Regions from separate parts of the Mus musculus genome. Here all the other regions are linked to region 2. A link is a loop called in an ENCODE intact Hi-C map of the cell type or tissue named here. Cell type or tissue: left cerebral cortex. All regions are shown on one strand.

Region 1 (4,000 bases), 610 kb after region 2:
ATTAGACTCATGCTTAGATATGGTACCTCCTTCAACACACACAAATAAAACAAAATGTCAGAAGTTTGATGTGTAATAGAAAAAAAGAAAATCTGGGACATGTTGCAGCAGGAGCAGTGGGACAGCAAAAAGTAAAATGAAAATAACATTGAAATGTATTTTTATTGATCGATAAGTTATGTAACATTAGTATGATACAAAGCAAGTTGGATATGACAATGGCAAACACATAATTTTAATATTGTTTATTTTCCTTAGATGTTATAGTTAACATATTTACATAAACGACCCAAGATGTAGGCAAAAACTTCAGTAATGTGACTCCATTGAGAGCTTTGAGTAAACAATAGGTTTCCCCAGCAAACATCTTATTGCCTTAATTGAACCTCCTTGAGAAAGAAAAGCACACACTTTGTAATGTAAATGTTAATTGTAGTAGACAATGGTTCTAGGTAAATAGCACCCCTGGACATGAAGCAAATGAAAGGAATACAGGCACTTAACAATGAAAGCTTGTTTGCACAAACAGTGCTTCCAAGGTAAATAAGCAAGGGTCTTCTCGACTGCCTCTACAGCAGTCAAACTTTGGCACGTGTACAGCGGCCAAACTGAGAAGTTGTGTTATTAAAGTCTCTTGGCTTTTCTAAATGAAACTACCAGTGGCTTTACAGGTTTCTCTGGTGTCAATCTTACAAGAAGTTGAAGCTATAAAGAAAAATGTACTGTCCCTGAAGAAAACTTATGCATTTGGGAGTGTCAGTAATTTAGGCCATATGAAAGAAAAGAAGCAATTTTGGAATTTTTTTTCTCATTGCAATGCTTGTATTTATGTGCAAATGCCTATACAAATGTTTGCCTGATAAAATGTAACAGGATGCAAGGAACTTCAAAAAAGGACTACAGTGGTTTCTCCAAAGCCTCAAAGTTTATGCTGGGACTAGTGACTTTTAGATGAAGAGGGAAGAGGAGGAAGAAAAGGAAGAGGAGGGGGAAAAGGGAAAAAAAAAGCTCATCCGCTAGGACAATTCTAAAACAAAACAAGTTCTCTAACATATTGTGATTGTAATCAACTTTCTACAGACTGATGACTTTATAGCTTTATTTCCAGAATGTAGATTAGCATAAGTAGGCCAAGTTCCTGTGTGTCACACAAGGAAGTAAACAACCCGATGAAGTAAGTCATAATAATGAATGCTATGAGACATGACTTTAAAATATAACACAGCCAAAACAAAAGCCAAAGGTGGTCACAAGGCCCTAACCACATACTGAGGACTTCTCTGAGAAGGGCATGCAGTTCTGGGGCACTCTTGGCACCCTTTCCACTTGTTTTCCTTAAATGGTGAAAATTTCAACCAAAGGAGAAATCCAAATTTAATCATGGCCAGATTAAACAGAGGTTTAAAAATGAACAGAGACAGTACATAGCAGCTACCAACCAGTTGGTGTTGCCATTTGGGAGGCTGCAGATGGCTGTGGGTGGGAAATGCCTTTACTTTCTTAAGCGATGGAGATGAGTATGGTGTGTGTGTGCTTGATGTTTTTTTCATACCCCTACCCCCCAACAGGGCTGTCTGTCATAGGCTGCCGGCCAGGCTTTACCACTTGCCCCCGAGCGTGGGAATCGGAGCGTCCTGCCGTTCACATCTCCTGCTTTCCGTTTAGCGGAATCAATTAGGCAAGACAGACCCTCAGATTCCCCACCCCCTTTCCATTTTTGTCAGGTCTATATACGTCCTAATTATTTCAGTTTGGGATGCCAGAGCTGTTTCCTGGATAGACCTGATCATCCTTAAACAAAAAGAGAGGAGGCGCACACGTGGGTTGTGGCGTAAATGTCACTTTCATTTCCAATGCTAGGCGCAGAGTAAGACAGAACATTTTTTTAACACTTTGACAAGAGGGGAGGCGATCTCGTCTCCATCATGTCTTTCTGCTTCAGTAGCTTCCTCAAGGAAACCCTCTTGGAACAGAGAAGCATCTGTCCTTGTATTTTGAATAGAAGAATAAAAATCAGCCTTTGCCCCCACCCCTTTTCCCTGCTAGCTCTAAGTCTTCGGTAGATATAAATTATTAACCTTCCAGTATAAGCTTTACTGAAAGTCTAACTTCACAGAATTTGATGTACACACCCAAATACATAGAAAGTTTCCAGGCACAAGCTTCAAACTTGGGGGAGGGGCCTCAGATAGGAACAGCCCAAATCTACATAATTATGAAATCATTTTTAAGCGAGGTACCAGACATCACTATAACAGCTTTCTAAGAAAAAAAAAGAAAAAAAAAACCTCATATGTAAACGTTTGCTTCAAAATGAACAATATAGAAAATACATGCATCGTCACCCGTAAAAAACACTACACAATTCTCCTCTCCAGTTGTACAAGCCCCTCAAAGCCTGGCCCCTTTAGATTTCAATATGCGTGTCACTTAATTTTCTTGCATCCCACTTTCAATCATAAGATAAAAAAAGTTAGATTCAATAAGCATTCCTGACCTTTCTGGTTTTTACTGTCTCTTGGTTGCAGTCTTTCTTTCCGGAACGTTCCTCGGTGACCTTGAAGGAGTTTTTACTTTCGGTTATCTAGCTTTATGAAGACCAATACACTCATACAGCTAGATAACCAAAGATAACAACTCGCTTCCCTCACAAGGCTGCCTTCCTCTGGCTGAACTCCAGATCTCGATCCTCTTTGGCTTTAGGGAAGCGTAGTCCTCCGGGGTACTTGCCGCGTTTAAGCTTCTCCTTTCATGTAAACATGACCTGGTTTCTGTCTTAGTGTGTGCGGCTAGAACATCCAAATGAGATCTGTTGCATTCAGAGTTTATTCCAAACTTTTCCCCTTCCAGCAAGTAATCTCCAGTATCGTTAGCCAACAATTCATCTATGAGTATCAGAAATTAAGACCAGAGACTAAGGTGCAGCAAGCTGTTGGGGGTGAGCAGCAGTGTCCTTCTCTTCACAGGCCTCTATTTGCATTGTAAATTGCTTCATTCTCACGGAAGATTCTTTAGCCTTCCTCTACTGAGATGTATAAAGCCATCGGCAGTTTCCAACGCTGGTTAAAGAGGAAGAAGGGGGAAATCCCATTCTATAGAAGTGACAGCTGATTCAAAGATCTGCTCCGGATCATTGGGTTAGGCATCATGATCTTTTTTACCAAGTGCAGGCAGCTTGATTGCACATATCTTGTATGTGAATGTTTTAAGGGAGATCCTCGATTTCTTAGGACTTCTAGGCGGGCAGAGCATGCCCTCTTGCTGGCGTACTGCTGCCCCGGTCTGAAAGAAGGAGAAAAGGGCCATCATTGGAGGGGCTTTCACCGCCAAATTGTGGACCAGCCCGGCAAGGTCAAAGGTTTGAGACTGCGGGAGACCAAGGTAATGATGATGTCATGAGAAATCTCAAGTACATGGTTATTGATATGCATCAGTGGTCACCCAACTGCCCCACGCCTGCTGCCAGGAGTAGCACAGGCGACGGCGGCGGCGACGGCGGCAGCGGTGGCGGCGACGGCAGCAGCAGCTTTGCAGCAGTCCCTATATTCTCAATCAACATTTCATCCACTAGCACTACGGACTGCTCCTTGAAAAGCAACCCGCGGCCTTTTACCTCCTTGGCGCTAGTGTAGATCGCTCTAATATCCAAAGAATGGAGAAAATCTCTCTCTAAGGATAGATAAAAGCATTTCAGGTCTGGGGAACTTCTTTGCCTGCATTTCTCTTCTGGCAGATTGCATAGGCAGGCAGATGGAAGGCACTTTACTATTGCTTAAAGCAGGGCCTCGCTTTCTGGGGCTGGGAATCAGCTCTGTTTTTACGCAGTGAGTCGATGGTTACAATGACAATTTGCTTTGGTGTTATGTTTTTAATGGCTTTACAGCTCAGTCATGTTTTCTATCTGTGTACCGTGGCGATAGGGCAGCATATTTGTTCTGTAAGTTCGAACTGCACGATCTAAACAGTGGGGCTTCTTTTTTAAAAATGCTTTGCATATAGA
Region 2 (4,000 bases):
TCTGCTCAACTCCGTGCAAAAGCCCGGGAACCTGTGTGATTTCTTATACGTTTCACCATTATACTGTATTTAATACCAGTTTATCAACGGAGCATCTGGGCAGAAATATCTGAACACATTTATCACATATAGCATTGTAATTATTTACAAGAAATCTACATTACACATGGGGAGGGGGGAGACAATCCCTAAAATTAAGAAAGTATGTATCCTCTGGGGTGCTGAAATTGGTGAGATATCTCAGTGGGTAATGCTATAGGAAAGGCACCTGATGAAAAAAAGCAATGCTACAGGACTCCATTTCTATGACATTCGGGGGGAAAAGGTGAAGTGTGGTGATGGAGTCAAGGTCAAAGGTCTCTCAGTCTCAAGGGTAAGAGAAGAAGCAACCATAAAGACAGTAAAGGAATTGGGGAGCTGTTGTTTCCTGCTTCCAGGACTGTGAATCCATAAAGCTTACAGAATTCAGCACCCTTAAAGAGCGGCTTTCACTGTATGTAGATTGAAATTTTAATTCAAGACTATAAAAGCTTCTCATGGGCTACACTTTTCTTTCCCCCATTCAGGAAAATTGTCTTCTGAGTATTCTGATTCCTTCTGCTTATCATATTCAAGATTTTAAATTTAGCATCAGCGCCAGCTTTTCCATAAAGCCTTCCCATGAGTATGTTTCCTCATATTCTAGCTCTTTAAAAGGAATAAGCATTACTCAGAGCTCGAATCTTTATGACTAAAACATGTCCTCTCCTTCCTCCAGTTTCCACACCCATTCCCTGACACGATTTTATGCCTCCTATCATGCAACTTCTGTGTTTTTGTAGTCTGTTACAGTGTTATGTTAATAGACATTAACATTGCATTAATATCACATTCTCTTGTGATTTGCTTTTTCATCCAACACTGCCTTCAAGATCGTCCATTCACTCTTAATTGCTGCCCTGTTTCACTATAGGAATGTACCAACTCGCCGCCGGTTCACTGCAGTCTAAGAGCTCTCTGAACTGTTTCCTGTTGGGCTGGGAAGCACCACCTACATATTTCCCTCCAGCTAGAGCAGGAGCAGCTCAAGGGCAGAAACCGTTCTGAGCTGCTTGCTGTTTCTTTTCCTAATTTCCGTGGCACCTGGGAACTGCCAGCCACGTGAAGCGCTTTGCCTGGAAGATATTGCTCTGTTCTCGGCACACAAAACGCCCTCGATTCAAAAAAAAAAAAAAAAAAAAAAGTGTTCGGTAAATAATCTTAGCAAAGTGCGTGTTTAAATTTGCTAAGCCCTCACTTGTCCACCGAGTAAGATTTAAGGGGAACCTGCTGCAATTTCCTCTAGAAAGTCCTGAAGGTATTTCAGGGCAGAAGTAGATCTATAAAACAAGGTCACGCCACAGTTCCGGTTCCTCCTAAGAGGATCTCCAAGCACTCTAAAAGCGCGGTTTTCGCGACGGTATTTTCCCCAACTTTTAAAGGAATCCAGGTCAGTTCAGTGCGTTATTCAAAACTTGAAAATGTTTAGGGCGGCTTGGAAGAGCCTTGGTCACAGTCTGCGTATGCATAATACTAGCAAATTCGCCTTCTCACAGAATTATTTTTCCTTTCCGTAGGTCCCAGGTCATGTTTCCGTACCTACCATTTAACTTCCCACCTCAAGCAGGTCCAGCGCCACTGGTCGTACTGCTAGCCGCACTTCCCAACCTTCCTGCTCCTAAGAAGATATAACACCCTTTGATCTCCTCTCCAGTGCTTTGTGGCTTAAGGAACCTTGATGTGCAAGACAAATATGCTCTGTAACTGTGCGCACGCGGAACCATCTATCATCACCCTGCCTTTAAACATGACCGGTACTTTGTGTGTTTCAGAGAAATTAATCTGCTGTTTAGTGGAAGAAAACCAAGGCAAAACCATCTTCCTGCATGCACCGTCTTCTTGCAGACTCAACAGCATTTTCAGTGTCTCGGGCTCCCGCTCCGTAAACCACAAACTTGACCTTCGAGCGGATTTCAAAAGCAGAGGTTTCCTCCCTCTCCCTCTCTGGCTCCTATGGAGCGCCTGGGCATACTTGTGGGTAGCAGCTGCATGTACCAGAGCTGGGAACTATACGTCGAGGAGACTTGGAGATACTAGTGGGCGGCAGGGTGGGGGCTGGGGAGCGAGGCAAAGATGGGCGGGAGGAGAGGGAGAGAGGATGGGGTGGAGGGGGAGGATAGATCTGTCTGCATATGCATGAAGCACCCAGCACTGCCCTCTTCCCAAGCAGCTGCTGTGTGGGAGGCGGAGGAGGAAGGGGGAAGGGAAGGACTAAGATGGGCGGGGCGGCAGAAACTGCCTTTAAACTGGACCTCGGTTTGGAGGGCGAAAGAGGTGATTTGCATGGCGTCCGGTGATTGGCTGAGGTCCGAGGGCTGGGTCTGAGAGGCGGCCTCTGAATGGTTTAAGGAGAAAATCTCTGAATTCTGATTTCTAAAGTCGGGACCGCCGGGTAGATGCAGTATGCAATCAGGACGCAAGGAGGCGCGATGTCCTATCTTTGTTCTGCTTAAAAGGTCTTTTTCCGTCCTCCTTCAGCCGTCCCCGCCCCCACCCCCACGCGCAGACTCACGCAGAAAGTGCAGAGAAACCCTGTGATCCAGTCAACTGGCACTGCCCCGTCTATTAAGAAAGATGAACGCTCCTTTCTCTTCCATCTCCTTCATGGGAGACCACTTTTCATTTCAGATTATCACATCAATAAATATTCTTCGAGGAACAAAAAAGGCACTTTGCCAAAAGATAAAAGAATATATGTGAAATGTGTGGACTGTAGAGAAAGGCACTACACGAAGGCAAAAGAATAGAAGCACATATGTAAATAACGCACATAATCACATCAAGAACACAAAACACAAGGGCAGATACAGACAGGGCACCCGGAGAGAACGTGGGCTGCTCCCAAGGTCCTCAGAGTCTGCATGCTTCCCACACGCAGAGGCACACACCCGCTGATGAGCCAATGATCTTCCCCAACACACAAGCACACACACATAACACACACCTCAGAAAAGGCATTCACGCGAATTCACACGCAGTGAAAATTTTGCAGAGGAAATACTAGAGCAGAATTAAATGGTTTATCCCCTCCCCCTCCAAAATATACTCAAGCAAAATGATTCTACTTGCATATTACTAATACACGCAGGGCACTGAAAGGAGGAAAATGGCTCCAGTTGGGGCACACAGTGGAGAATACGTGTGTACAATGCATACACAGACACACGCGCGCGCGAGCATCTGTGGGCGGGACACACCCACAGCCTGTGTCCTCTGCCCATGGGCACAGGCAGAGGACAGATTCCATCAGCAGCGCTCAGTACAATTGTCGGAAGAAGAAACCCACCCTATTCGGCAACTATGAAACATGTCAGAGTGCCAAGGGTTTCTAAGACCCAGATCAATACATTCTTGTTACAAAAGTGGTCAAAAAAATAATTGATGCATCTTAGATAATTGAGTGCTGTAGCATATTCGCTCAAACAATACTTCGAAATGACTTCAGCCTGAAGATAGCTTTCTAAACTGAAAAAAAAAAAAAAATCCCTAAGAAATTAGATGTTCATTTGCTTTCTCTTGTTTTTTTATTATTATTATTTTTAAATAATAGTATGAATGCTAGTAGAGACAGCATTTTTCTCTTCCTCCAAAAGAGGGGAACTGATTTTGTTTTGTGAACCCAGGAGCTTTCCAGTTGGTTTCCCAGTGAAAAAGGTGGCAGGAGGGTCCTCTGCTTACCCTCCCAGCCAGACAGCACCACAAAAGGCATTATTACACATCCCAAATTGCAAGGGCTGTCTATATATTTACGAATCTGTTCAAATATTTAACCTCTTAACTTGCTAAATACCCCCTCTTCTTCCTTTCTCCTCTGCGCTCTCCCTCTCCCCCCTGTCTGTCTTCTCTCCAGTCCTTTCTTTTTTCTCTTTCTCTTTCTAAAAAGGAAAGGCATAGAAAGCCCCTTTCTGGAGTTCTTGGAGTG
Region 3 (4,000 bases), 480 kb after region 2:
ATAAACAAATCTTCTGGTATAGTAAACCCAAAACATAACAATGTTGTTAAAAGATTCACCTTTGTAGTGGGATGTTTTCTAAAGTGCCACTTTCAGCAAACACAGTTTCTTTCGATATACATGTATAACACAAACTAAAGAATTGATGCAATCATCCAAATAATTCAAGGGTAAAATACATGTGCTTCAACTATTTATTGCAAGGAAAAGTGAAGGATTTAGCATGAACTGTACAAAGGACTGTCTTGATTTTCTTCACTTTTCATGTGCAGACCTAGTTTACAATAATATTTGTCAACATTTGAAACTTATACATATATAATGCTGAAGTATCTCTCCACAGAAGATGACCACCACTCTTCTCATAGCAATGATTTATACTCTTTGGTTGTACTCATGTTTAGTTGAGTTAGACTCTGTGTGTGTGTGTGTGTGTGTGTGTGTGTGTGTGTGTGTGTGTGTGTGTGTGTTGTGTGTGTGTGTGTGTGTGTGTGTGCGCGCGCGTGTGTGTACATGTGTATGTGTGCAAATTAAATTGAGGTAAAACTAAATAGACTCATCATGTTCATTTATTAACTGCTTGGTTAATAAATAGATTCATATAAATGATACATTAAGTTTCAGAAAAGAGGTTCTTTAATATAGCCTTTCTAAAATTTTATTAATAAATATTTCTGAATATAGCCATAAATTAATTTGTATACATTTACATTTATAGTGAAATAGAAAAACTTTTGAGAGATGTTCTATATTGTACACATTTAAGACTGTTTTACAGTTAGTAAAACATCCATAAAGAAATCAAATATCAGAATTCATTTTCAAAAGTTTCATTGACACAATAAAAATTCAAATATGTGTCAGATTTTACACTGTTTCTTCCATGTTCCACATAGATGACATTTGAATTATTCTACCTTTTGTTTATTAAATGTACAAAGTATATTTTCAACCCATTTGAAAACTCTCTTCTGTTTATTAACACATGAGGACTCTTAGCTCTCTCCTGGGTTTACATAATTTCAACTTGCAGTCTTTACTTTAGCCACATAGAAAAGCATTCCAGAAAGAAGAAAGCAGCTGGTCATGTTTCTTCATCCTGGTACTGTGTCAGAACATGTTTTGTTCAATACTAGAAATTAAATCTTGATTCAGTTAAAATATCACTAGCAAGTTGGACTATAAGTGTTTTACTGGACAAACAGTGTCTAAATATTAAAAGACATCCAAATATTGTTTAAATCTATTTAGCCATGAAAATGAACTTTATGGGTTATATATTTAGCAGATGGGCTCATGTGAAACATTCATTTGTAATTTTCTTGTTTTGTAAAACATTATGCAATTGAAGCTTACAGTATGACCAAAATTCACTCTATCCCCATAGAAACACATGGAACAGAAACAGAATTAAGCATCTCAGAGTATTTTACTTCCCCAATGTTGTTTTAATTCGTTCAGAAAAATCAAATGTCTGTCTTTAAATTTATTTATGAAAACTCAACTTCCAGAGTCAAATGAATACATTTTATATAAACACTGAGCGAGGCCTTGATAGATACTTTCCTTTGGAAATGCTAAGGAGCAAAATATAATAATTTGGTGGCAAACATCTGTCTGTTAATCATATAAGATAAATTCATAAGAAATACAGGAAAGATATTTATTTACTGTTACTGCTAAGCCAGTCTTTATTTATCTTGGAAGATTTTTCATCTATGAGTGGAAAACAAACTTTCCTTCAAGAGGTCTGTGAACCGAATAATAAATGTCAGGTCTAAATCCTGTATGAAAATCAGTCCGGTTTAATCCTGGATATTCCTCAGCATGCAAATGAAGACTAGAGGTTTCCCTGGGCCCGCTGTCATACAGGCAGCCAATTTACAGACCCTGGCACAGTGTATGTGTTATGGGCTCAGCTGCCCCTCCCCCTAGCCTAAGACTTGGTCTCAGCTGCCTGCCTTTCACAGAAAACCACAAACCAAGGAAACATATCAGTAATAGCGCCCTGTAAATTAACTTGACATTTGATGCAGAAAAAACCCTAAAAGCTTACAAAAGACATTGAAAACAAAAGCCACTCAGGACTCACACTACATATATTGTGGATTTAAGAGATCTGGAAGGTGGTTATTCTATTGTAACCAACATATACAGCCTTCTTCTTCTTTGTTAAGACAATTCAGTCATTCTTTGTTACAAGCAGACTATCCGTCAAACAAGAAAACAATGTTTTCCACAAAAACTACTTAGAAGTCCAACTAGTATTATAATCATTATTCAATCAGTGACTGAATTTACATTAAAAATTAAAGTTACGCATTCCTACTGTTTAATAAGAAGATAAAATGTGGGTATATGTTTCCTCAAGAAATAGGACATATTAATGCTTCTAACATGTAAATAATGTAAGACTCATTGCAAAATGGTGTGAATATTACTGAATATGGGATATTTACAAATATTGTGTGTCTTAAAATTGTACCATTCAAGGGATTTCATTCTCCTCATGCTTCAAAAACTCCAAATGCTTTCTATAACAAATATAGATATATGCATATACAGAGATATATAGATACATACACATAAACACACATATGCATATATATGTATATATATGTGTGTGTGTGTATATGTGTGTGTGTGTGTGTGTGTGTGTGTGTGTGTGTGTGTGTGTGTGTGTGGTTCAAAGGAGGACTGTTGATAAAATATTAAATGGTTCTTTGACATCAGCTGTGGCATGAGGCTAGAGCAAGGCACAGAACACATTTAAGCCATTAGACATGCAGGAATGTTACCATTATTATGCAGTATTGTGTCTGGCTATGCCTGCCTCTCTCTCTCTCTCTCTCTCTCTCTCTCTCTCTCTCTCTCTCTCTCTCTCTCTCTCTCTCTCTCTCTCCTCCCCCCAATCTCTGTCTCTTTCTCTCTCCTTACCTCCCTCCCTCTTTTTTTTCTTATACCCTCCTCCCAACCTTCTACGACTTTCTCTGTACTCTCCCTCCCTCAGCAGGGCTTGCTATACTGAACATTACAAATTCTGGTCTTAGAGTCTACAAGTACAGAACCACACTAGTGAAAATGCGTAATCTTAGCATCTGTGCTTTTTGATATTCATGGATTTATTTACAAGTCCCTGTGTTCCACTCTTTTCGCCCTTTCTACGGCTTATATTACTGTCATGCCTATATTCTTGTGGGAATTTCAAATAAGAATCAAGATATACTTGGCAAATGTTCTATAATGTTGTGTGCATCTCCATAATTTAGTTGTTTCTTAAACAGGAAAAAATTTAAAAAGGTTTATGGATTTATGGATATATGAAGAGTATTTTGATTGTTTTTTTAATACTTTAACTGCTCAAGGTTTGGCTTGTAACAATGGATGTAATAAAATAAATTTATGTACATATATATGCTTGTGTATATGTAAATACACCTAAAATAAAAAATTTCATAAACCTGGGTCAAATTTACTAATTAAGCTCACTATATTCACATTTGGTAGCATTTAAGATATTTCACAGAAAGGTTCAAAGGTAAAAGTTCAGCATTTTATCCCTCGTCTAGATATAACACTTAAATATTTACAAAGCAAGGAGTAGTCAAGCTCCTGTTACCCTAGCCCTCAGCATACAGACCAGACACATCCCTGCATGCAGCTCATTTAACAGAAGCCCTCTAGAGCACATTACAAGTGCAAGAAGATTTGTTTTCTTTTCTGTTTGATATGAAGAAAATGATTTTGAATAATTTAATTAGCACCATAGCCAGAAATTTCACTTAATTTACAATAATCTTCCTCTAGTAGATATACTCCTCTAACATAAAAGAATTTCACCTTGAAATTATCAATGCATTTGTTTTTTTAGAGATTAATATTCACTACTATAATATAAAATTGAAATCATAGAAGTCCATGTGTATGCTTTACTGTTTATAGCTCCAATTTAATTACTATATGTTAAGCTACCTGGACAGTGAAATGAATTTATGGATAT
Region 4 (4,000 bases), 620 kb after region 2:
AGTAGCAAAGAATGTGGAACGTATTGCTGTATGAGCATGCATGTTTGTACAAATGCATGTGCACGCGCGCTGTGTGACAAGGGACAGAGAGAGGTACACCTCTTATCTCTGATCTCTCTGTAATCTTTTCTGTTTCTAATCTCCCTCATTGGAGTCACCATCGCTGTGGTGTGCACACTGTGGCTTACCCCGAGGGCCCGTGGCTTGGTGGTTTCCTGGCTCGATGAGTGCTGCGGTGGAGGGTGGGGAGCGCCGCTGCCGCCGCTGCCGCGGGTCCGGGTGCTCTGTCCCAGCACAGCAGCAGAGCGCGCGGTGTCAGAGCCCCCCTCCCTCCCGCCTTCAACCCCATCCTCCCCTCCCCTCCGCTCTGTGCCTCCCTCCACCCACCCCCATCCCCCGCCCCGCATTACCATATGGAGGCCGAGTCCCTGCGAATCACAGCAGCAGCGGGCGGTATTTGAATAAGCCCCGCAACCCTAGGCGGACCCCAATTCCTCCACCAGCAGCGTTCTCTGCACATAGGGCCACCGCGCTGGTCTATAACCTGGTAGCTACGGACACCTCCCTAAAGTCCCTAATGCGCGCAGGGAAGAGGGCCAGATTAAGGTGCTGGGCCTCCCCCTTGCTATTTTCGTATTAACTTCACTGATAAAAACAGACAATAAATTATACAAGAAAGGAGCGGGAGAGAGAAAACAGCGAGAAACAGAAGAAGCGAGGGAAAGTGGGAGAGGCGCTATAGAGGAAGGAAGGAAGACAGAAGCAAGAAAGCAGAAAATGAAAGAGTTGAGTGAAACGGAAATCGGATGAGATTGGTACAATATAAAAATATATGAATCTGAGCATCTCAAGCTAAAAATACCATCTCATTGAACTTCACAACCTCCAATTAGAAACGTGTCCGTCCTACCCCCAACCCCAGAGATGAATCTGCTGCTTCGATAAGAAATGATTTTTTTAGAATTGTGTAAAAGGCATAAGACTTTAAAGAAAGGAGCCGATTTTATGAAAGGGCAAATGCAAAGGGCATTTAATGAAAATATTTACGAACTCTTGCTAAATTTCAGGCTCTCAGTGACTACGCAGCCTCTTGCGCTGCGGGTCCTGAAATGGTAAGGCCTCAGTCTTGACACCAGAACAAAATTATTCAAACATACTTGGGACTAAGTGGAATTTTTTTTTCCTGTCTGCTAGTTTTATATTTGTTAGGGTTTTCCTCTCTACAAATGTTTTAGTTTTACACAAAACCACAGCAGTATGTCTTCTTCTTCTTTTCTTTTTAAATCACATAGCAACCTCTTGATTGAAGGCATTATCTTAGAGTCAAGTTAAATGGACAACTACTTCTATTTCCACACTACCTCTTGCGATTGCTCAAGACCGTGAATTTAGGGTGGCTCCTGCCCTCTTCCCTTGCCACCTTTTAACAGAGAAGTGAATTCCCTATGCAAAGAAATCCTGATATCAATAAAATCCCCAGACATCTACAGGATGCAACCAATGTAAGTGCGTGTCATGGAATCTTCAAGCCAAATGCCCCCCCCCCCCAGACACAAAAAGAACGCCTCTGATTAATAATCGCTTACGCCGCATACTGAGCCAAAGACAGGGGGCCGCAGGACGCCAGAGAAAGGAACAGAATTTTCAATATCCAGAATTTCAGTACAGATTCCAAAGATGAGGTAACCCTATCTAGTGAAGATTAATACTTAGTAAATAACGGTTTGGGGTGGACAGCGGGACGTCTAGTGTAGTTCAAGCTTTTCTCAGAGCAAAGGGAGGACAACGCAATCACCCGACATTCTGCATACAGCCCTGTAGGTAAGACCGTAGGTAACTCAAAGTCCAGGCCTAGCACGTTCTCTCTCTCTCTCTCTCTCTCTCTCTCTCTCTCTCTCTCTCTCTCTCTCTCTCTCTCTCTCTCTCTCCTTCCTCCTTCCCTCTCTCTTTCTTCCTCCTTCCCTCTCTCTTTCTCCCTCCCTCCCTCTCTCCCCCTTCCCTCCCTCGTTCTCTTCCTCCCTCTTTCCTTGTCTTTTGAGATAAGGATATTAAAACTCTTTTTGTGAGCGGTTCCCGCGAAGCTAGATTTTGAACCTTTTGTTTATTTTAATTTCAAAGTCGAAGTACAGCCGTGTGTGAATTCCTTAATTTAGGGTTTTTTTTTCCGGGGTGCTCCAGATAGCCCCGACGCCACCCTAGGCTTGGGGAGAGAAAGGAAGGAGCGGGTGAAGCGGGCTCCCCGCTTATTCCAGCAGGGCGGCCTTTGGGCCCCACCAATATTCCTCTCTCCTTTCTCTCTCCATAGGCCCACCAATGTTGCTGTGGTCGCAGCCAGGAGGACTTAGGTCAGGGGTTCTAGAAACAAAATAAGGGAATTGCCATATCCCCAGAGCTCAAAGACGTCTAGGAAATCACCCGGGCCAGAAAACTGAGTGGTGCTAGGGGCCAACGTCGGGCTCCAGGGTCCTGCCAGCAGGGAAACAGCGACACCTACTGGCCCTTGAGCACCTCGCTTGGGTCGTCGGGGCGGCCCTGGCCTGGGAGAACCTGCATTCTCTGGACTTGGGTGGCTTCAAGATCTTTATGTTCAAGACACTCTGGACTTCTATAGCCATTACTGAACAAAGAAAGAAAAAGCTATAGTTTCAAGATGGTCCTAGGGGAGCCGCAGAAGGGACCTGATAACACAGGCAATACACACAACCTCTATTCGAAGATCCTTTCTTCTGGAACCCTGGGGACCTGCAAATACTGTTGACCACAGCCAAAGCGAAATCCTAATTTACTTGAGTCTATATTACAGTCCTCTTCATCACCGTACCTATTTCAGCGCCAAACGAAGACTGCATCTTTACAAATGTCCGGCACCATAGGCCTGTCATTTGTTTAAGTCCTTTGGGATGCCATTTGCACCTTTATTGTACTGACTTCATCCAGAAATTGACAGCTTTTCTTTTCTTTAATTCCTCATGTTAGGACAAACTTAGAGAGAGGGTGATGTTTTTAACACACACACACAAACACACACCACAAAGCATCTATAACAATGTAGATATGTTAAAGAATATGCACTTTATATAACATATCTGAGTGCAATGTGTGTATTCTAGACTTTGTCTTATGAGTTTTTTTTTTTCCCCCATACACCAAATGGTCATTTTCTGAGTAGATGTGGTGCAGGTGGGCCGGGCACTGAGTGGAGGAGGGAGGGGACCCAGCAGCCCCTCCCACTCTCTATGTTTCCTTTTCATGGGCCAGGTTCTGAGCAGGCAGGGGCCTCTGAAACCTTACTGTGGTTCAGATAACTAACCTGTTCAAATGCTAGGGCAGATGCCTTCCTCGTAGAACACTGGAGCATTTGAAGCCTTTGAGGTTTCAATTTAAAATGTCACTTATTAACAAATCCCAGTTTTTAAAACAATGAATGCACCTGTTAATCTAAGGTCAGGATTTCCTATCGAATACCCTTAGCTGTAGAATAGTGAGTGGAACAACGGTCTAAAATATCTCACCCATGTGGGTAAGAAGCCTTGGTATAGCCAAATTATTGTCTCCATTTTGAATAATTGCAAAGGTTTGCTAATTACATTTTTCTTTAAATAAAACAGGAAGCTCTTAGTTTCCCTAAAAACAGATGATTAAAATATAGTTTTCTATGTTCTTTTTATTTATTTTTTTAAAAAAAATCTCCCAACTGTTCATGAAGTCTCAGCTCATTTTTATAAATGCAGTTTTTGTTCTAATTTTCTTGAAAGTGGATAGGAGTATGTTCTGTAACATATGCACTCAAACCTTGAGATAGACACTTAGCAATCTGTGTGGTGTGTGGTGTGTGAGTAAACTCACATTGCTAATACTGAATAAAACAGAGCTCTATTCCTTCTCAATGAGCCTTATATCTTGCTGAGTATTAAGGTTTCTTCTTGAAAAATGAAGCCTTCATAGGAGAGAGAAGGAGAGGGAAAAGACTGCAGAACAATTAGACTATACTGGGCAGACA
Region 5 (4,000 bases), 410 kb before region 2:
TTTGCTCTATAGTCTTTTAGAAGGTGAAAATCTAGATTTGGCATCTTTATGCATATTTGTACTATATACTATATTTGCTACATAGTTTGAAAATTAAATCTTAGTTTTGAGGTGAACATCTACTTTAAAATATATGCACCTTTGTTTAAGTTACAAAATGAAAATATGCACATTGATAGAGACTACAACTATGGCAAATGCATCAGAAAATGTTACATTTATGCTTTTAATTTCTGTCTATGATGGAATCATTGACATTGAATATTCCAGTGTATGTACGCCCACGTTTGCAAGACAAAAGTGAGGAAAAATAAGCAACAAAATTATTTTCTGCTGCAATATTACTTGAAATATTTGCAAGTACTTTGTTAGTTTATTAAATTCTTTTAAATAAATATCTGTTTTAATTTAAAGCCTGGACCAGCATTTGAGCACCACTCCACTTTGTATTTCTTACTGATCTCTAACCACTATAAAATCTGTATTGTTCTTATGTCATGAAGCCTTCGAAATATACTGTTTTATGAAAAAGAAAGAGAGAGATAGAGAGAGAGAGAGAGAGAAAGAAAGAAAGAAAGAAAGAAAGAAAGAAAGAAAGAAAGAAAGAAAGAAAGAAAGAGAGAAAGAAAGAAAAGGCTGAGGCTTTCCCGGATAAAAACACTAGTTGCTGACTGAAATCAAAGATTTATTTTACACAATTAGAAATCAGCTTTTTGTGTCCTTAAAAGGCAAATCCTTAGAAACAATAAAACTAATATAAAAATGTATGAATCAATGAGAAATAAAAGAATTCCTAAGCTTTAGAAATAAATCTCAACTAGAAAAGGAAACCAATTGTGCTACAGTATTTGAAAATGATTTATTAGGCAAAGTATAAAGAGCACACCTGGACATAGATGCATATAATGACATTTTAAAACTATTTTGCAAAATGGGAAAAATACTTTAGCTTTCAAAAAATTCAAAGTTCAATACTCTGAGGACTGCTTATAGGGCGGCCGACATCAGAAGAGAAGTCGAGAACATTTTAGGTACTGTGCCTTTCCAAGAAGGAGGAATGTAGTTATTACCGAGGAATTCAGTTATGTACCGTCTTGCTTCTTGACATTTTATATGAGTGGTGGGGAGATGGTTTATTTAAAAGAAAAGTCTCAAAATACCCAAACCAAGGTATGAAAGCAAGTGACGTTTTAATTCTTTCAGAAACTAATGATTAAAACATGCATCTGTGTTTCTTTTCTAAGTGTAATCTAACGGAAAGTAGACTGAAAACAAAAGGAAACTTGAAAAAGAATTGAGGAAAGAAAAAAGGAGGAAAAGAGAGGACCAGAAGAAACAAATTCCACTCAAATTAAAACGGTATCAAAAATTTAGCCAGGTTATTGAAGCTGATGAGATTTTTTTTGTGTCCTAAATTATTTATATGTTTTTTCAACCTCGTGTTTCTTTACTTTTCTTTCTTTTTTGGGTGGTGATGGTGGTGATGGTGGTGATGGTGGTGATGGTTGTGATGGTGGTGATGGTGGTGGTGGAGGTGGTGAGGATGGCTACTCCTCTTTACCAGTTGCTTGAGATCCCCGGGTCTCGGGGAGACTTCTCAGATGACCACTAGATGGCATGAAAGCACTGTATTGGACCTGCTCAGCCGTCCTGCACTGCGCGACATTGGGGGTTTATTCTTTTCAAGCTGGGAGCTCAGTGTTAATCATGTAAGATGCCTTTTCTTTGAGAAAGATCTTTTTGTGTCGCATGACACTTTCCAGGACACAAAGGGAGTATTCTGTCCTCCTTCCACACACACTTAGAAAATGTCGGATTAAATTTGGAATAATAAAAATCATGTCAGTGTTTGCTGGGGTTTCCTGAGAACTTTACTCTCTTCCCTTTGGGGGATAGTGTGCTATTTGTTATGCGGTCTACCTTAATAGGTGGACAGAGCAGTCCCTTCACCACTGTGCCTGCAACAACTGCAGACAAAGTTTGCACATTTGCAGTCATATTTCTTTTTCTTGATTTTTTTTTTTTTTCATCAAAATTTCTCTTGGTTTTTCTTCACTTATGCTGTTAGGGTCTGTCATTAAGGACTAATATGAAATGCTGGATTTCAAACAGCCGTGGCAAAGGAGACAATCCCCTTTAACACTTTCTACCAGCCAGGCAACGCATGTCTTTGTTCTTGCTTCGCAAATACGTTTAAAGTTTTTGCCTGGTCACTGGGCCGCTTTCGTCTTTCCCTCCACACTTGCAGTTGTAGTTTTATATGTGGAACATTTCCTGTTTCCCAAGATACATATCAAATATCTCTCCCTGTTCGTCCACAACAGGAACAATTACCATATCCCTTCAGATGTTATCACTATCTGCCTTCACAAAATGTCCATTGTAGACGATGTTTTGATCTTTGGATAAGTGCCTTAATTTAAAATAATGGCAAAAGGGTAAATTAGGCCTCCATGCTCAACAGCGCATGAATGACAAATCTGTTGTGGTTGGGGTATATTTTTGATATTCCTTTAAACGTCTCATAGCAGATTTACATGGGATCAAAAATGATACTGCGCATTGACAAACTGAAGTGCATAATTTATTTCATGTACTACTGATACTACTATATAACCTACACATTTAATTTTACTTCTAATGGCTTTACAATTTTGATAGATATGAAATCATGTCAGTTTAAAATCTCACAGATCTGAAGTTTGGGGGGGCTGTTTTCAGTATCCACCTTTGTAAAGCTTTTTATCCCGTGTATAGTATCTGAGAATAAGATAATTTGTTGGACATATTTTCTTAGCTTTGATTTTTATAAATTTATCAAAACTACAGATTCTAAGAAGACATCTATATAAAATATTTAGTAAAACAAAGATCCAATGATATAATCATAGCTCTTTAAAATGTAAATATGAGGGGAATCAAGGGGTCCCATGGTGGTAAAACTTTCTGCACAGGCAATGTTGTGTGCAGTATGCTCTCTGGGTGTCTCTAGTTTGAGAAAATTCCACTTCATTTGTGGTGTTAACGTACGGCACGGTTAATAAGTTATGTCTTCAATTTCTCTTATATTTGATTATATCACTTTTAGTTTGGATATAAACCCCAAGTTCTTAGGATTGTTTTAACATAGTGAGTTGCGACTGATCAATAGAAAATCAGAGACAAAAATCAGAAAACAGGACCCCTATACATCCAGAACTGAGATTCCCCTCTTAGGCTGTCAGTGTGATAGGCATACAAGACTGATACCATAGCACATTTTGCTTCTCACTATTGACCATCGAAGATGGTGATCAGCATGCGGTTGCTCTGCTTGGAAACAGACTGGGTGAGCTTTTACCTTGAGGAACTGCTCATTTGGTTCTATTTGAGCTCTTGCAGAAAAATACCTGCTTCTTACAGGTTTTGGGAGGGACATTGCTCCACAAGGGATCAAAATGATTTTAATGGAAACCTTTTTGAAAACATTTCAAAAAATGTTTAACTCTGACTGAGAATGAAGTGGATTCTCTGCCTAGCAAACTCTCTGGGCTCTTGGTTTGATCTCTGCCCTGTAAAGTAACCCTGCCCCCCAAAAGTTCTTTTCAACTTGTATGTAAATGAATTATTCTAACTATTCCACAAAGCAGAGACACTTCCGAGTGTTTGTGGTAGATGAGAGGTAGTTTCAATGACACAGAGTAATACTCTGGCTTATTCTTTTGGCATTCAAAAATGGATATAATTTGCGATATTATTTTATACAAAACAGCCAGAGATAAATATAGAAAAACATTTTGTAAGTGCATTTTTATCTAAATGCAGTAAAGTCCAAATTCAAATTTACTTGGAAGAACACTGAACAGAGTTAGCTATGCATCCTCAATTCCTTTTCTGTAGCACTAACAGGTGCTTGTATAAATACAATCTTAAAATCTATCTTCCAGGCTCTCCTTTGATTAATAGAAGTTAGCTTTTAAAATACGTTTTATTTTGCTTTCTGAAACATGCTTTATATTCG
Region 6 (4,000 bases), 220 kb before region 2:
TCCGCAGTGTGAAAACCCTCTGTTGACTTCAAAGCTCAAGTTACCACAAGCTCAAGTTTCAATAGAAATATTTTAGATTTTTATGGCTAATAATAATCAAAGTCAAAAGCTATTGACAATCAACTTTTAAAGTATTTTATTCAAATAACTTGGCCAATTTTTACAAGACTATTCAAGGTCTCTTAGAAATTCCTTTTCGAAGAACTTATCTATAGTTTTCTTTGCTTCTTTTATTAATCCATGTGATACATAATGTCTGTACTCTGAGTGAACTTAATGATATCACTGCCTATTCACATGCTTCGCAGACAAATTAGAAAAGCTAGAGAACAATTCTAAATTTACAATAAATTTATTAAAAATATTCTTGAAATCAATTGACCAATATTCATATGTCATTTTCAAAAGACAAACATAGAGACAAGACTGCATGATCACAACCTCAAGAAACTCCAAAGCAGTGACTATAAAAGGGGTGCACAAATGATGTACACAGAAGACAGGATAGGCTCTGCTTGAGAAATGACAGCAAAATTTCATGAAAGAAGAGGAAAATAATACATATTTCACCTGGAGGATAACTCGATTCGCGATTAGAGAAATTCTCTTCAGGATGAGTCTGGCAGTAGCTTATAAATTAAAGAGCTGGGTGGTTTATAATTATGACGCAGCATGACCCATTTATAGAAATTTCATTTCCTATAATATGGTTTAAACAGTAATATGATGAAAAATTTGTAGTGAAAGTACATGTGAATGCTTTCCTTACAAAAGATTTTTACTGCTGTCAGTTTTTGAATTAGTCACTATAATGGAATCATGGTCACTTCTTCAAAATGTAAAATGCATGTGCATATATATATATATATATATATATATATATATATATATGAGAAACAAAATAAGATCTCTTTGTTTTAGCTGGACACAATGTAAGTTCCCTGTAGAATTTTTGCAGGTGTGTTAACTCAACCATCAGGGCCCCTCAGGTTCATGCCGACCTCCAGGGAAGGACATAACTCCTAAAGAGCCTCCTTCCCAGGATACCATTCTTCGGAGTCTTAGTGGCCCCCTTTAAAGGACGAGGTCCCTCACCCTCACCCCTCTGCCCTCCCCAGTCTGAGTCTGGGCGCCATTAGCGCACTGGAGCAGTAATTTCACTAAATTGTACCTTACTGGCCCCCTATTACGAAAGGAAGTGTGAATACTGCCAAAGCCCTTTCGTAACTGGCAATGGAATCACAGGTCAGAAAACATCTTTAGCAAGCATAAATTATTAGGCTCACTATAAAAGAGAGCTGACAGATGAAACAGGCATTTCCATGAGTGAACAATACAGCTTCAATTCAAAGACTACTGATTGGGTGTTCAGCCTCCCAGCATAAACAGCTATTCAAATTTTAAACTGTAACCATCTGAATAAAGAGAAGGATTGCCACGGACACCTCGGGTTCTTCTGAGAGCTTCAACAAGGGATGCGATATAAATAAAATGTCAACCCATAGGTTGAGTATTTCTTCTTCCCAAGGGTAAATTCATAGCCAATGAAACAGAAGGCCAGTGTTTTAGATCATAGGCCACCCCAGAATCATGGAGAGCCGAATTCCTCTAATAGGTGCCCCAGAGCTTTGCTAGGAGATGGTCACTGAGCACATCAGCCTCCCTCTCCACCCACCCTGTCTGTCTGAGTCCTTCCCAGTCTTCCCTTTTGTAAGATGTTATCTGTATTCATGGGGCGAGGCTGGTGGGGATGAAGTCACAAATGTGTAATTATAAACCTCAGAACAATGCAACGCATTCTACTCATAAAAAAGTAGACATCGCCGGTTTCTTGTGGAGACACCACAAAGAAAGACTGCAGCCCGAAATAATGCAAAATCCAGCTAGAGAACAGCACTGTATCTGCTTTGGTGAAAGACTGAAAGCCTAGCGGTTTTAAGCCTCCTAGAATCTGTTGAGAAACTGATAAGAACCTAAGACCAGTCTTTGATTGTTTGTAAATCTCTGATTCACTTGCAGGCATTGGCTGTCTGAATAATGATGGGAGATGTGTATCTAGTACATGCTTAGAGTAAAAGCTTCTCTCTATCTCACAAATGGGGCACATTAGTTAATAGTTCAGATATTAAACACATAGACTTAAATTGAGACTCCTTGAATTTGGGAAGATTCAAACAGTAATTTTAAGTAAAAATAGCAGAGAGTTATCTATTGTTACCAGACTAAAGGACCTTGGGTCTGTGCCTTCTCAGAACTACATGCTAAGCACTCTACCCACAACCCTGTCCTTTAAGCACCAGACTGGGTCTCATATTCTACACAAAAGGAAACTATAAACACAGAACTTTTGCTTGTTAATGATAGGTTTGGAATTAATTTTCTAGTAATTGACACTGGAAAGCCTACCAACACTAATGATTCCCACCCCTATATCTCCAGATCTGTGGAGAGACAATTGTCTTTAATGAACAAAGTACACAAACAATTCATTTACACTGAAGATCTAGGCAGGAGTAGAATGCTTTCTTCTCATCTTGATATGTTTGTTTCATATAATTGTGAAAAATATTATACATGGAAAAGCTTGCTATTTGAAAAATCTGCCCTCAAAGATTTCTCTATATTGATTCATGTTACAAAAGCAAACAGGCCTCTCTGCTATGAAGTGCAGTTTTCTCACTTCCATGCCTCTGCAAGGATGTTGGTTACACTGATTTTATGTGCTAAGAATAAAATCAGCTGTGTATTAACAAGCAAAGAGTCCTGCTGCTGAGAACTACTGTGAAGTATGACACTAAAGGAGGGGGGATTTTAAGAAGGAGAAAACTGAATACATGTGCAATTAGACATGCCTTTGATGACCTCTGATCTCAGGCTGTGCTGTCTTCATTCAGTCTCCTTCCCATAACTACAGTTGAAGTACGAGTCTATATTAATTAAGGAGTGGCTCCAGGCCACCATTTAGAACTACTAGAGGGAAGTTATATATTTGAGTCCCTTGTTATTAAAAGCACTCAGGCAGCATTCATTAATAATACTACCTAAAATACAGCATGCAACTGGCCAGAATAACCTGAGTCTAATGCCAAGTTCAATCCAGTTATTGATATATGGTCATTTTGATGAGAAATTATCAAATCATTTTTGCAATGATTTCCTATGACTCAAATAGACAAAATTTTCTAATCCAATGATTTCTCTTTTAAATCTAAAAGCATGGAGAAAAATATGTTCATACCTTACTGTAGTAGAGTTTGCTGTATTAAAGTTCTTTGTGCTGCATATAGTCAAATAAATCAAATAAATACATGTTCTTATCTAGAAGATTTTTCAGGAAAAAAATTTATAGTATTATCCATTAATTATCTAAGCACTAATTTTTACAGACAAGGCAGTTATATGGTAAATTTTATACCAAAATGTAATTTTAACTACTTACTAAAATAACTTTAAATAATCTGCATTTTCCCTGGCCTAAAATATTTGTATCTAGTCTACATAGGGGCTTGTCCACGATGTTTCAAACTTCCATTGTACCTTGCCATAATGATGACCATCATTGGATTATAGATACTCAGTATTTTTCTTCTCTCGTTATCAGTAGTTCTTAACTCAGAGGAGACGAAATTCAGAGTGTAGCAGTATATACACATAATCCATGTTATTGGGAGGCTGAAGTAGGAGGATTACAATTTTGAGAACAGACTGAGATAAATGAGTAGACTCTAATCAAAATATTGCTTTACTTTGAAATTGAAAAGCACCTGCTCCAAGCCAGTATCACTTAAAGCTCTTTGTGTTAGCAAATGTTCTAGAGGTGGGAAGAATGGTCTAACATTGTTGTTGCTTTTTTTTAAGTTCCACCTTTAATGGGTGCTAGTTAGATAATGGTAGTTCCCCAGTACTTTGCTCTATTGTAAGCAAGACTACTCCTCTTTGTTGTTTCATGTAAAAAAAAAAATCACATTGAATAAATAAGTGACCTGCTTACTATTGCCAT
Region 7 (4,000 bases), 630 kb after region 2:
GAACAGGTTCTGACTGGGTGGGCTCTTGCATTTAAATTTAGAGACTAGCCTCTGCACAAATTATCAAAGTTATCATTACTCTTAAAAAAGGGGGCTCCCTGACACTTTGCATGATATAGATAGATAGATTATATATATATACACACATATATATGTGTGTATATCATATATATACACACATGTATGTATATATCACACATATGCATATGTATATATAATTTAATTTTGTATCTCTATACTCACATTCATGTTCATGAGGCGAGGGGATCAGTAAGCAAACAAATGCATCAGGATAGAACTCCCACAGCTTATGACAAGGAGGGCAGCCCCACCCCCACATTTGCCTATCCTGCTTGGAATCCAGGGCACCTGCAAGGAAGGTCCTCAGGTGAGCCGCCAAGGAGGAGATGACAGGCTCTCTGGCAGCTTCCCAGGGCACTTTGAGCTTGGCCGCCATTTCACTTGTTCTTTTCCTTCAAATCACACCTGCTGCCACAAATCCGGGACACCTGACACCAGATGTAGTCAAAGGGAAAAGAAAAAATAAAGCCTCGCCCTCCCTAATTCCCTTTGGTAGGAGCCCAGGTCACCAAATCCATTACATAATTCCAGCTCTGGCTGACACCTGTGCCAGGACTGGAGCGGGGTCGGGTTGCAACGCCTGTGCTGGGACTCTGTCTTGGCCACAAGGTTGCCAAAAGCAAGTCGTGGCAGACCAAGTTTGGGGTATGTATTCTCTTTTATGACTTAGGTTGGGCTGGCTCCTGAGGGGATGTTTCAAGGATCCTCCCATACCTCAGTTTAGGGTTATGAAATACAAAATGATGTTTCAAACCCTCGGAATTCACTCGGGCGGTGTCCGAAGTCCTTCGGTGTTCTAGTTTCTGCGAACTTCCCGATCTCCCCCTCCCACCTCAAGAAAAGTGGATTTTTTATTTGCTGCGGGGGGGGGGCACTTCTCCCGCATACCCTAATCTGCGTTCTTTTACCCCCTACCCCACCCCGCTTCCATACTATCGATGTGCACTTTGTTGGTGCTCATGGCCTAGCGCATACATGTAGTTAGAGGTCCGACTGGGGTCCCCCTTTCCCCTGAAGGCGGACAATGCTTCATTAAGTATCTGCCATTATTAGTCCAAGAGAAGCCTTTATTCCGACCACAAATACGCATCGTTTTTCCGCCCGTGCCTGAAAAGTTTGTGGGAAAGGAGGTCGAATGCCCAGGTCTTCAGGGGACCAGATAACGAAAGTCCAGTTCCTAAGCTACTAGGAAGTTCACAGTCCGCCTCCCCGTGCCTACTAACTTTCAGCGCAAAAGATCTCAAGTGAGGCAAATCTTTAGATCAGAATAAAATTTTCCAATATTTTCCCCCGAAGGAAATTAAGAATACTTGCAGTGATCCACCACAGAACACCGCGTCAAAGGAGCTTATTACGGCGATTTACGGTTTACGACCAAGTTGGACAGTTATGTTGGAATACACTCAGGCTTCATTTTGCACAGTTCTTAAGAATTTCGTTGAGGCCTGAAGCCAAGGCTCAGTATACCCAGTTCATAGGAGGAAATCTTTTGGGGACCTTGGTTGAAAATAATATAAAATTAAAGCTAGATTCCAGATATTCTGAGGATCTCAAAAAGTAAAAATGCGCATGCAGCAAGAGTCAGAGAACTTCCCAGGACACGTCAGGCCATCTCATGTACACAGGGTCGATTCGTGGTGTGCATCCCTCATCATTACCCGCTTCTTTGCTGTTCTGTATCAAAGGACACGAGAAACACTGTCGCGTATACCCTTTTCTTCTAGCAATTTCAATGACCTCTGGGAATGTCACTGTACTCTACGCCCTTTAATAAATAATCTGCCAGTACATTCGTGTGCGCCTAGAACAGTGTAGACCAGCGACCTTCTTGTATAGCGACACGGGCTGGTGAAATTCTCTTTAAGGACCAGGATGCTGGCGGGGCCAGAAAGCACTCTGCCCAGCCTGGGAGAGCTAAGAAGTAAACCAGCCCCACAGAACCTGCGTTCTCAAAGAAAGCTTTCTTCACAGCAGTTTTGCAAGCCCCACCCAATAAAAGTTAAAGCACTATACCTTGCCCCGTGTTACTCTGCCGCCTGTTTCCCAGTTTGGACATGCTGGAAGTGTTGGATTTGGGGAGGTTTGCTTTGGCTGGGTGTGTAAGTTGTCTATATAAGCTCTGCTGCGAGTACTGTACAGAGGAACCCGCCTTGATGGACTCGGGTGTTAATTAACGGGAAGCTAATTTGAGCTCCAGGAGCTGGAGGCAGCGGGTCGAGAGGCGAGCCGCGAGGGGCCAGTGACCTCTAGTGGACAAAAGAGGATATGCAGCGCGAGTGAGTAGGTGCGCCAGCCTGCAGGGAAGAGAGAAGGGAGCTAGCTGCAGATCCGAATTTCTCCCAATCTAACGCCAGCGCCAGCGGGCCACACAAATGCACGATTTAAAGGGGCAAAGAGAAATCAGCAATAGATGTAAAATAAGGGCCTTACCTTTTCTGAAGCATCTAAAACAAGTGAATAACACACACACACACACACACACACACACAGAGAGAGAGAGAGAGAGAGAGAGAGAGAGAGAGAGAGAGAGAGAGAGAGAGAAAGAGAGCGCTTCACCATTCTTTAAGGCAAACGACAGAATGTATGCAGAAAGGGTTTGGAAAGTATTTAAAACTTTACTTTCTGAACATAGAGGAAATTTTAAAGCTTCTGTGAGACAAAGTGGTCAGATCATGAATAGAGTTCACCACACCTGTTCTTGCTTTTAGAAAATGTTCCAGCTTAACTGGATCTAACATGCAAAAGACGCTTTTTTTTTTCTTTCTAACTTCGTATTCCCCGATCAAGCAAGGCTGGACAAGATGGGAGCAACTGAAGCACAAAGCCTCTTGGCTTAAAAATAATTTACACAATGGCTTCTCCCTCCAGCCACATTTTATCAGTTAGTTAATTAGTGTTCTTAGTTATTTTGAAAAAGATTGTTAAAAGCAAACCATAAACCTTGATAATTTAGGCTGAATTCTTGTAAAAAACAAACAAGAAAAGCAAACGAACTTTTCATTTTGGCTTTCCCATTCTTCAGAATGCATCAGAGCTCTGGAGGTGGCTTTGCACCCTGCATCCCATCTCAGATCTCAAAGGCCCCCAGTCAGACTGATGTTCTGACCTCTCTCATGTCCTGCGTTTGAGCCCCCTCCCCACTTATGCTCCAGTTTTCCTTCCTTGGGCATTCTTCATAATCCCTAAGCCAAAGTATGAATTGGTGGTATTCTAAGGCACTAGGAGCCTAGTGAGTCCTGTGGGTAACCAGGTCTATGATCAATTGGGCAAGGACACCATGGTGTGCGGCGTTTCCTCTTCCAAGAAGATGATACATGTTCACTGACTAAGACGGTGTGGAACACAATCATCTTGCTGCGTTCGAATTTACCTCCAGAATATTGTTTGGAGTCCTGTCTGGGAACAACCTTGAGTGGGGGTATCTTTGGTGGAGAGTACAGAGTTTGGTCGCTGGTCGCTGGAGAAGGAAGAGAAACCGGCAGCTGAGGCTGGACAGCATTGCTTTTTTCTCGGAACTTCTCTTTGCTTTCATTGAGTTGCATAGGCCAAAGGAGCGGAAGGTCGGCCGGGCAAGGTTGTTGCTGTTCGGAGCACCTCTTAAGAAAAAGAGTGGGGGAAGGGCCGAATTTGAGAGATTAGGCGCTCCCACATCCGATGGACCGGAGCTCCAGCGAAAGTCCAGAGTATAGCCTACCCTAGGGGCTGGGTGTGTCACATCCTAGTGAGGGCAAAACTGAGAAAGGCGGGATAAAGATGAGCCCACAGACACAGAATATTTTAAAGAGCTGTATTTCTTTGCGGACCAAAGAAGACAGATTGAAAGCTGTTGAAGCGAAACATCGCGTGAAAGTCCCACCGTTAAATCTATGTCACAACAAAACATAGTGTTAACAGATTAAATTGAATTGTTAAAAAAAAT

Evidence for each region. Peaks named below come from ENCODE experiments on the same cell type or tissue, not always from the same donor. Only the 100,000 strongest peaks of a DNase experiment are listed, where the experiment ranks them.
Region 1: a loop joins it to region 2, with 12 times the contacts of the local background. A loop is called at or near these places in 15 of 42 quality-filtered maps.
Region 3: it touches region 2 in a loop (2.2-fold over the local background); 4 of 42 quality-filtered maps call a loop at or near these places.
Region 4: it touches region 2 in a loop (10-fold over the local background); 41 of 42 quality-filtered maps call a loop at or near these places.
Region 5: it touches region 2 in a loop (8-fold over the local background); 9 of 42 quality-filtered maps call a loop at or near these places.
Region 6: it touches region 2 in a loop (4-fold over the local background); 2 of 42 quality-filtered maps call a loop at or near these places.
Region 7: a loop joins it to region 2, with 8 times the contacts of the local background. A loop is called at or near these places in 30 of 42 quality-filtered maps.

What each region holds. Positions count from the first base shown.
Region 1 is chr13:83,737,452-83,741,451 of GRCm38, reverse strand. It overlaps C130071C03Rik (RIKEN cDNA C130071C03 gene), which reads right to left. Exons shown (of 4, transcript NR_152245.1): 4 at 144-3,282. Mir9-2 (microRNA 9-2) reads right to left here and starts at 2,638; the gene lies at 2,567-2,638. It overlaps Gm51268 (predicted gene, 51268), which reads left to right and starts at 2,576; the gene lies at 2,576-2,631. In left cerebral cortex, no CTCF peak of the experiment used is centred here; DNase peaks (open chromatin) are centred at 1,544 and 1,797; H3K4me3 peaks cover 4,000 bases; H3K27ac peaks cover 4,000 bases.
Region 2 is chr13:84,346,521-84,350,520 of GRCm38, reverse strand. It overlaps Gm41011 (a long non-coding RNA gene), which reads right to left. Exons shown (of 2, transcript XR_873707.3): 1 at 1,622-4,000. Among named protein-coding and RNA genes, the nearest start is that of Gm41011, 4.6 kb to the right of the region's middle. In left cerebral cortex, a CTCF peak has its summit at 2,484; DNase peaks (open chromatin) are centred at 1,451, 2,367, 2,942, 3,205 and 2 more places; H3K4me3 peaks cover 3,531 bases; H3K27ac peaks cover 4,000 bases.
Region 3 is chr13:83,867,044-83,871,043 of GRCm38, reverse strand. No RefSeq gene overlaps it. Among named protein-coding and RNA genes, the nearest start is that of Gm52045, 14 kb to the left of the region's middle. In left cerebral cortex, no CTCF peak of the experiment used is centred here; DNase peaks (open chromatin) are centred at 1,909 and 3,046.
Region 4 is chr13:83,723,667-83,727,666 of GRCm38, reverse strand. The region is part of intron 1 of C130071C03Rik (RIKEN cDNA C130071C03 gene); the gene reads right to left. Among named protein-coding and RNA genes, the nearest start is that of Gm52046, 4.0 kb to the right of the region's middle. In left cerebral cortex, a CTCF peak has its summit at 2,499 (motif pointing left); a DNase peak (open chromatin) is centred at 2,487; H3K4me3 peaks cover 4,000 bases; H3K27ac peaks cover 4,000 bases.
Region 5 is chr13:84,756,345-84,760,344 of GRCm38, reverse strand. All of the region lies in intron 2 of Gm34196 (a long non-coding RNA gene), which reads left to right. Among named protein-coding and RNA genes, the nearest start is that of Gm34246, 83 kb to the right of the region's middle. In left cerebral cortex, a CTCF peak has its summit at 1,615 (motif pointing right); DNase peaks (open chromatin) are centred at 1,625, 2,233, 3,248, 3,580 and 1 more place; H3K4me3 peaks cover 1,933 bases; H3K27ac peaks cover 4,000 bases.
Region 6 is chr13:84,563,749-84,567,748 of GRCm38, reverse strand. No RefSeq gene overlaps it. Among named protein-coding and RNA genes, the nearest start is that of Gm34246, 110 kb to the left of the region's middle. In left cerebral cortex, no CTCF peak of the experiment used is centred here; DNase peaks (open chromatin) are centred at 1,430 and 1,708.
Region 7 is chr13:83,713,504-83,717,503 of GRCm38, reverse strand. Gm52046 (a long non-coding RNA gene) reads left to right here. Exons shown (of 2, transcript XR_003950632.1): 1 at 1-726; 2 at 1,378-2,572. Among named protein-coding and RNA genes, the nearest start is that of C130071C03Rik, 5.9 kb to the left of the region's middle. In left cerebral cortex, a CTCF peak has its summit at 2,333 (motif pointing left); a DNase peak (open chromatin) is centred at 2,312; H3K4me3 peaks cover 3,406 bases; H3K27ac peaks cover 3,894 bases.